Linked DNA regions of Homo sapiens: regions 1 and 3 are each linked to region 2. A link is a contact called in ENCODE Hi-C data. All regions are on one chromosome and are shown on one strand. The core of a region is the stretch at or near the end of the contact, and the rest is flanking DNA. Distances in the headings are between cores, read along the strand shown. Region 1 holds the start of NEUROG2-AS1 (NEUROG2 and ZGRF1 antisense RNA 1). Region 2 holds the start of CAMK2D (calcium/calmodulin dependent protein kinase II delta). Region 3 holds the start of FAM241A (family with sequence similarity 241 member A).

Region 1 (2,700 bases), core at 53-2,552, 1.2 Mb before region 2:
TTTGACAGGTGAAATTCCCACAGCCTGCAGACAGCAATGGGAATAAAGCAGATGCCAGCCATTGCAAATCTGTGGATAATATTATTACCAGCAAAATCATTCAGATGCTAAGATACATTTCTTTCTACTCGACATTAACATCTCTATGTAGAAGCAAAGGTGAAGAGATCACAGGAACCAGTTGCATTCCCCCTGTGAGATTCACACGAACTGCACCAAGTCCTTCGGCGTTAAAGAGAAAGGGGAGGAGCGTCAGTCCGCTCTGCAAACTCTTTAGATATGCCACCATCATCTCTTCCCAGGGTCTTTTTCGTCTCAAGAAGCGCCCCCAAAACGCCACCCTTGGCTTTGACAATAAGCTCCATCACACCTTCAGTAAATCAGAGCCCGTCTGAATGAAGGATACCCAAAGCCAAGAAATGCAAGAAACAACCGAGGAATCAGAAAGGCTACACCTGCCCTGTGAAGTGAGATGGTTTCCAGGGCGTGGAAAGGAGGGGCAGGGGAAGGGAGGAGGGCTCGACTGGGGACAGGAAAGGGAACCCACTAAGGCCTGGCGTGGGTAGCAGAAATGGCAGCTCTAGATACAATCCCTGGCTATGGGGAGGTGAGGTGCATAGCGGTGCTTGTCGGGAGGTGGGGGCTGCCAATAGTCCATGTCTGACCCGGCCGGGCTGGCGGGCGATAAAGTGCAGCTGTAGGGGGAGGTGGAATTGGAGGACACGGAGGAGGACGGCGCGGGGCTGTTGGTGCAACTCCACGTGGAGGCGGGCGAGGGGCTGTCTCCGCTGCTGCTCAGGGCGGCGCTGGCTCCTCCCGGGCTCAGCAACACTGCCTCGGAGAAGAGCGCCCCCGGCAGGCCCCCGCCGCCGCCCCCGCAGTGATCCGCCAGGCGCAGGGTCTCGGTGAGTGCCCAGATGTAGTTGTGGGCGAAGCGCAGGGTCTCGATCTTGGTGAGCTTGGCGTCCTCGGGGAACGTGGGGAGCACCTCGCGCAGCGCGTCCAGTGCCGCGTTGAGGTTGTGCATGCGGTTTCGCTCGCGGTTGTTGGCCTTCAGTCTACGGGTCTTCTTGATGCGCTGCACCGTCTCGGCCGTCTTGGCGCCTCGGGAGACGGCCCGCGCCCGGGAAGGGCGCCGTTTGCAATCGTGTACCAGACCCAGCAGCCGTGCGGGCCGGCAGCCCTCCGCACCCGCAGCCACGCCGCCCCGCGCCCCCTGCCCGGCCTCAGCCCCGCGCTGCCGACGCGCCCCGCCTGACGCGCCCGGCTCCTCCTCCTCTTCTTCGTCGGCGCTGGATGACAGCGGGGTCAGGGCCGCCAAGGCGGGGGAGGCCGATCCGAGCAGCACTAACACGTCCTCTTCCTCCTTCAACTCCAAGGTCTCGGATTTGACGAACATCCTACCGAAGAGAGAAAGGGGAAAAAGGCAGTGAGGTGTAAGGAAAGAAACAGAGGCGCGATCTTCGTGTCACAGGGGCGTGCTCCGGCGCGCACCCGAGAAGACCAGCTCCGAATGGCGCGGAGCAGGAAGGCGAAGGAAGAAACCCAGGCAGTGCTAACCAAGGTCAGGAGCGCCGCTAGCGCTCGCTGTGACCCTGCTGCCAGTCAGCCGGGTCCTGCCCTCCGCGGGCGGTCCTGCGTTCCCTCCCCGAGAAGGGACTGCGGCCTCCGCGACAAAGATTCTGCGCGGAGCAGAGGGCGTGCGGGTGTGGTTGGACTGAGTGCGGGGAAACCACCTGCGTAGTTGGAAGCGGTGGCTCGAATACTTACTTAGTTGGCTCTAACTGTGCCTCAGCGTTGCTGTGACTTTGGCCTGTGCCGGGAATCTCCGCGCAGCTGCGAGCGCAGCGCCGGGTCCTTCGCCCGGCGTGAAAGCTGCAAGCCCGGCGCTACTGTGGCGCAGCTCCGCGGGGGACCTCTGCGACCGGCGAGTTTGCCAAGAGCCCCGGCGGCGGCGGCGGCGGCCCGCCCGGGTCTCGTGTGTTGTGGTGGTGGTGCGTGTCTGTCTGTCAGTCAGTCCCTGGCCGTGCGGCTCCTGGCACGCGACTCCCAGGCACTCCAGTTAACGCGAAGCTGCTTGTGGTTCAGTGGCTGCGTGTCTGGCACACGACTCTCCTTAAAACCCCTTATATACCACCAAGAAAACAATCAGATCTGCCCCGGGCCCCCTCCTCCCCCGCCACCGCCTCCTCCTCCTGTCAGTCCTGCCCCCCTTCTCCCCCGCTTTTCCCTCCTCTGGCTTATTCTTTTCATTGCATTATCATCATTCATTTCTTCCTCTTTCTTCACCGCCTTTCCCCCTCCCTTGGCCCTGCCATCCATCCTCCTCCTCCCACCACCCCCGCCTCTCTTTTCCCCCTTTATCTAATCAACATAAAATGGTTCTAAAGCTCCTGTTGGAGCTCCGGGCTGCGGCCGGAGCTGGCGAAGCCGCAGCGGCCGCAGAGGCTCAAGCTGCGGCTGTTGTCGCCGCCGCTGTCCATTGTGATTGGTGGCTCGCGCTCGGCTGGAGCGTGCCGCTAATTTATTAATGAATGGAGGTCGCGAGGCGCAGCTGGCCAATCAGGGCGCCCTGGACTCCGGGAGGCCTGCGAGCCACGCGCACCGGAGCCCGCTCCCTTTCAGCAGCTCATTAGGGGCCCGAGCGCTGGGGGCGGATGGGGGGACCCGTGCTACCGCCCCCGCCTTCGTCCTCGCTGC
Region 2 (2,700 bases), core at 98-2,597:
TAATCTGGTGCAAAGAACAACACTGGATATAGGGCAAGGGGTTGGGTTCTGTTGGGTGGCCCTTTTCCTGGACAGAACAACTACTGGATGCGAAATAGACTCTATGCCAAGTTGAACTTTCGGCATCAATAAATATGGCACCGTCTGAGGCTGTGAGTTCTCATCAGTACCTGGGTCATACGGCCGACACGCCGGCTAACCAGGAGGCATCTCTATTTACAGAAAACATGATCTATGTTGCATTTTACATGGGTTCTAATTTCCTCTCCAAACACACATTACACACAGGCGCGCGCGCACACTTCTCAGGATGATAGCTACAACTGCAGAGATCGTAAATTCACTAAGTCTCTCAGTGCAGGAGGGTGGGGGACCGGGAGAAGGTGGGCTAGGGACCATCAAAATGAGCCACAGTTGGAGTAAGGGTCCTACCCCTTCTGTGCTCCCTCCCTTTATTAAGACAGCACCTTCCCCAGAGCTGACAAACCAGGGGCCCTCCTCCCATTCCTCTCCCAAACTCCCTCGCCCCAAGACGGAGGCCGGTGGGTCGGGGGCAACGCGACCCGCCCTCAGCTGGAAAGGGGATATGCGGATGCCGGGCAAAGGTGCTTACTTTCCAAGCTCCTCGAAAAGCTGATACTCGTCCGTGAACCTGGTGCAGGTTGTGGTCGAAGCCATCCTCGGTCCGGGCTGTGCCCTGGCTGGGAGCGCGACGGACCAGAAGCGAGCAGACGCGCGGCTAACCCCGGGACTGGCCCCGCGGCGCTGTCACCCAGGGCCGCTCTTACTTTCCTGGTCCGAAAGTAGCTCGCCCGCGAGGGAGTGTGCGCAGGGGCGGGGCGGGAGGGGAGATGACCAGAAAGGGTGGCGTGGGGTCTCCTCCCCACAGTCCGCCGATCCTCCTCCTCCTGCGGGCCTCGCTTCCTTCTTCTCCACTGGACGCTCCACCCGCCCCTTTTCCAGTCCCTGTCCCCAAATGCAGGGGGTAAAGTACTCAAGAAGAGGGGGCCGGGAAATGGAAAAACAGCCAGGCACGGGACGAGTGGCAAGCAGTTGCGAAACGATCCGCACTGGAGCAGGAGGAGTAGAAGCAGAGGGGAGGGAGTCCGAGGGGGCGGAGGTGGAGTGCAGCGGGGCCGAGGCCGCGGAGCCCAGAGCGGACAGCCTGAGCCCAGCGGCCGCTGTCAGCAGGCTCAGGCGCGGGGCGCGCCGGGGCTCCGACGAGCGTGCGCGCCCGAGGCCGGCTTCCCTCCGGCGGGCGGCAGCGGCTCCGGCGAAGCGAGGCACCTTGGCGGCCTCGCGCTGCTCACGAGCCCGCGCGGCTTCAAGACGGCGCGGCGAGAGAAAGAGCGCTCGGCTCAGGCGAAGCCTCTTCTGCCGTCCCCAGGCCTCCGTCTCCTCCTCCGGCGCCTCCTCCCGCCGCTCCCTCCGCCTGCCAGCACCCCCTCCCTGGCGAAGCCCCCTCCTCGCTGGTCCCACACCTCCCTCTAGCGACTCCAAGCCTGTCCCTTCGTGGATCTCTCGCACTCCCTCCTTTGGTTGCACACACGAGCACACCAGTCTAGGGAGAAACCAGGTGGGTGGAGGAGGATGTGCGGGGGAGAAGACTGGAGGTTTGGGTGAATGAGGCGAGAAGTCACAGTTACCCATTTAAACCCGCACAGAGAAGGCTGCCTCAATCTGGGGCTGACTGAGCGGGAAGATGCAGGGCAACTCGAGGATGGCCCGGGGCAGCCGCCCTGGGTCGCGGAAGCCCACGCCCCTGTTTTGGGCGCCGGGCAGCAGGGACTTCTCCAGGCCGGTTCCCGGGCCACGACACCCGGTGGGCCGAGCAAGGGAGAGCAACCACTTCATCTCCACGCCGCTCAGAGTTGACACAGCAGGGGCCGGATGTGGGCTGTTCACTGCTCTCAGAGAAGGGTCCCAACCCTTCCCACAGCCACCAGCGACTGTCGGGGCAAAACCCAGCCTCAGCAGGGTTCACTGCGTCGCCAGCTCCCCAGAACCGGGCGCAGGTTTTCTCCCTCCCCCGCAGCCCCTTCTGCAAGGGGCAATGACGGCCCCTGAGCCACATTACACTTGCCACCTCCAGGCCCACCTCCCCCGCTGTTTTCCAGGATGGTGGCTGAGACTCTGGCAATCCCCAAAGGCCTTTGCTTTGGCTGTGAACGTTAAAAGAATGAAAGCAAAAACTCCGCCGCACAACCACACCTTCCCTTCCCTTCTGAGTAACTCCCCTGCAACCTCAGTAAGTTCTGATAGTAAGGCGAATTCTCGCGATATTTCCCACTCTGGCGGTCAGGGGGAGGTAGTAGGAAGGCTGGGTGTCGGTCACGCGACCCGGCGGGGGCTGACGTCATTCACATCACGTGAACACGTCTAGACTGTTTCGCTTTGCAAAGGGAAAAAAGAAAAGGGGCCGTCGTGTGTGCTTTTGCTTTCAGCCAGATAGTGGCAATTGAGTGCACTCCGTAAATGGCTATCTGGAAAAACCATTTAGCAGTTCAAGAATGTGTCCTTCCCTTTAGCATATCTGCCATTGTTTTCAGTAGGAGGAAAAAAAAAGTATGCATTACGATTTAAAATAGATAAACTGCTGCCGATTGCTAGAACAACTTCTGGGCCCTCTTTCCAGTTCTCCTTAATGAAACTATGCAATTGCAAATTTAGCCGCAGACCAAAAACAGCGTTATGGACGGT
Region 3 (2,700 bases), core at 106-2,605, 1.6 Mb before region 2:
ATCCCAAATAACTCTTACTCTTCTCCATGTGTACACATGTTTACTTTCCATATTTACTTTTCTGTATTTTACCTGTACAATAACCCATCGTTTTCCCAATGTACAGATAAGGCATACACAGAAAAAAAAGTGATATTTTATTTAAACACCCTTCCATTTTCCTTGAATAAAATGGATGGAGTAGTACAAAAAATAATTATCAATTGGATATATTCCCCTCACCACCCACTGAGAAAGACATATTCTTACCCAGTTACAGAAAGATACATCATTTGATACACCATCAAACGACCCAAGGCTCCAACAAACAACACACACTAGGAAGCACTCAACAGAAAGGGACAAATACACAGACCTTCAGTGAGACACTAGGAAAGGAGGCTAAAGGAACAAGAGGGACAGTGAAATGTGTCTTCCTTGAAAAGGACGGGCAGATACTCAGGCAAGAACAGGGGTACTCTGCTGGAGAGTGTAACTGGGTGCATGTGTGTGTTTCTCTCTCACATACAAACCCACACACACTAATCTCTTATACAAATGCGCTCTCTCTTAAATATATGCACTGGCTCTCTCACACAAGTAATTTCTCTTTCACACTTGATCTCTCTCAGTTTCTGTTGTTCCCTCATACAATCTCTCTCTCACAGTCTCTTGCATACACATACAATCTCAATCTCTCTCTCTCTCTCTCTCTCTCTCTCTTTCCCCCCCCCCTCCTCTCTCTCTCTCTCTCTCTCTCTGAAACGGGGTCTGGTTCTGTCGCCCACGCTGGAGTGCAGTGGTGTGATCTCTGCTCACTGCAGCCTCGACTTCCCGCGCTGAGACGATCCTCCCACCTCAGCCTCCTGAGTAGCTGGGACCACACTGCCGCCACCACGCCCGCCTAATTCTATTTTTAGTAGAGATGGGGTTGCCCAGGCTGGTCTCCAACTCCTGGGCTCAAGCTATCTGCCCGCCTCGGCCTCCCAAAGTGCATACAATCTCTTATACGCAGTTTCTTTTATATAGAATCTCTCTCACACACACACACAAATCACGCTCAGCGTCTCTCTCACACTCTCTAACGGTCTCTTACGCACACACAATATCCCTCATACATACACACAGCCTCTCTCATGTACAATCTCCCTCATGCAGTGTATGTCCATAGTTTTTCACACAACACCCTTCTTCTCTCAGTCTGTCGGCCTCTCTCTCAATCTCACACACACACCCCCGCCCCCCAACACACCGTTGGCCCCGCCCCCTGTCTTGGCCCCTCCCCTGTACGGCTCCGCCCCGACGGCCGGGGGTTGGGCGAGCCAGTGACAGGAGGGGCCGGGCTGGTACTTCAGGCGCCCAGGCCGGCGGGGCGCGCTCCGGCGGCTCCTGTCAGCGGCGGGTGCGGCGGATCCCAGGGCAGCCTTCGGGCGGCGGCGCTGCCTGGTGCGTCGCGGCGTGGTCCTCCGGCGGCTGTCCGGGGCGGTAGGAGTTGGCTGCGGGATGTGCTCAGCCGGGGAGCTGCTGCGGGGCGGCGACGGCGGGGAACGCGACGAGGACGGGGACGCGCTGGCGGAGCGGGAGGCGGCAGGGACCGGGTGGGATCCCGGGGCGAGCCCGCGGCGGCGCGGACAGCGGCCGAAGGAGAGCGAGCAGGTGAGCGCGGGGAGGGGCGGCGGCGAAGCGGCCGGGTCGGGGGCCGCGAGCCCCGCCCGGCGTTGGAGGGAAGGGGCCCGGCCCGCGGGCCGCGCCGCAGCTCTGCCCCGCGTGGGCACTGGCTCCCCGGCGCTCTGGGAAGTCGTCGCCGGGAGCGGTTAGACGGCGCTCCCAGGAGGAGCGGCGGGGTCGCGCGAGTGCAGACGCCAGCGCCGGCCCCGGGGTCGCGTGTCTGGCGGGGTCAGCGTGGTTCGTCCCCTGGCGTCCGGCAGAGGATTCTCAGGCTGGCGCCCAGGGCTCGGAGGAAATGCCCTCCATAGCGGTGATTTATTTAAAAGCCTCACTTGTAAACACTTCTTTTTCAACTTCGAGTCCGTGCCCTGCGCCAGGTTTAGGAGACGCCGGCTCCCCTCCCGCCCTCCATCTTGCGTTTCCGAGCCCACACCTAGCGTGTCTGGAAGGTGTGGGTGGATTCCGTCCACGGGCAGCGCTGAAAGCATGAGTAGGAGCGGGTGTTACAATGAATGTCTTGACAGGGACTCTCCCAGAGCACGTTCTTCATAAATACAGATGAGATCAAAGCTTCAGTTAAAAAGTGGAGAGGCAAGAATATTGCTTTCGGTTATAAGAGGCCAGCCATAGTAAGGGAAAAGAGAAGTTGCGTAATTTTTTAAACTCTCTGAGTTTATCTCATTTAAATAAAGTGTGATAATGGGCATTATAACATCAAATATCTTAAAGATTAGGCAAAAGGTTTAATTTTAAAAATTGAATTGTATGTTGGATGAATTTTCTACAGCAAATACAGTATTTAGACTTTCCAAATACCTGAGGTAAGCCGCTCTTTAGACTCACATTAAGGAGCAGGAATTCAAATGATTATTGGCCTTTATTACAGCCTGTACTGTTAGGACAATTAATACCTGTCTCTCCTCATCTTTCTTCATCTGTCCTTTCTGTCACGTTTCACAAATTCCAGTATCATCACTAAATGCATTAATAGATGTATACCTTACATTGTTTCAATAGGTTACTTAGGAAACAGAGTAATACTGTGTGGCACAC

The links. A loop is a pair of places that touch in the nucleus more often than their neighbours do. Pooled maps may share reads with other maps.
Region 1: a map with no recorded cell type shows a loop between it and region 2 (11-fold over the local background). The contact joins the promoter of NEUROG2-AS1 here to the promoter of CAMK2D in region 2. A Hi-C loop is called at or near these places in 1 of 168 maps with a recorded cell type or tissue (CD8-positive, alpha-beta T cell), 4 of 37 single-sample maps with no recorded cell type and 10 of 50 pooled maps.
Region 3: a map of naive thymus-derived CD4-positive, alpha-beta T cell shows a loop between it and region 2 (12-fold over the local background). The contact joins the promoter of FAM241A here to the promoter of CAMK2D in region 2. A Hi-C loop is called at or near these places in 3 of 168 maps with a recorded cell type or tissue (CD4-positive, alpha-beta memory T cell, breast epithelium and naive thymus-derived CD4-positive, alpha-beta T cell) and 10 of 50 pooled maps.

The regions. Positions count from the first base shown.
Region 1 is chr4:112,514,077-112,516,776 of GRCh38, forward strand. NEUROG2-AS1 (NEUROG2 and ZGRF1 antisense RNA 1) reads left to right here and starts at 1,303. Exons shown (of 4, transcript NR_161159.1): 1 at 1,303-1,564. It overlaps NEUROG2 (neurogenin 2), which reads right to left and starts at 2,104. Exons shown (of 2, transcript NM_024019.4): 1 at 1,771-2,104; 2 at 1-1,400. The coding sequence starts at 1,399. The coding sequence ends at 581. RefSeq lists an enhancer at 36-175 and silencers at 736-935, 1,196-1,265, 2,586-2,700.
Region 2 is chr4:113,760,391-113,763,090 of GRCh38, forward strand. CAMK2D (calcium/calmodulin dependent protein kinase II delta) reads right to left here and starts at 1,348. Exons shown (of 21, transcript NM_001321571.2): 1 at 614-1,348. The coding sequence starts at 678. RefSeq lists a silencer at 1,135-1,544 and enhancers at 1,538-2,076, 2,077-2,615.
Region 3 is chr4:112,144,099-112,146,798 of GRCh38, forward strand. It overlaps FAM241A (family with sequence similarity 241 member A), which reads left to right and starts at 1,356. Exons shown (of 2, transcript NM_152400.3): 1 at 1,356-1,635. The coding sequence starts at 1,483. RefSeq lists a silencer at 1,137-1,786 and an enhancer at 2,127-2,266.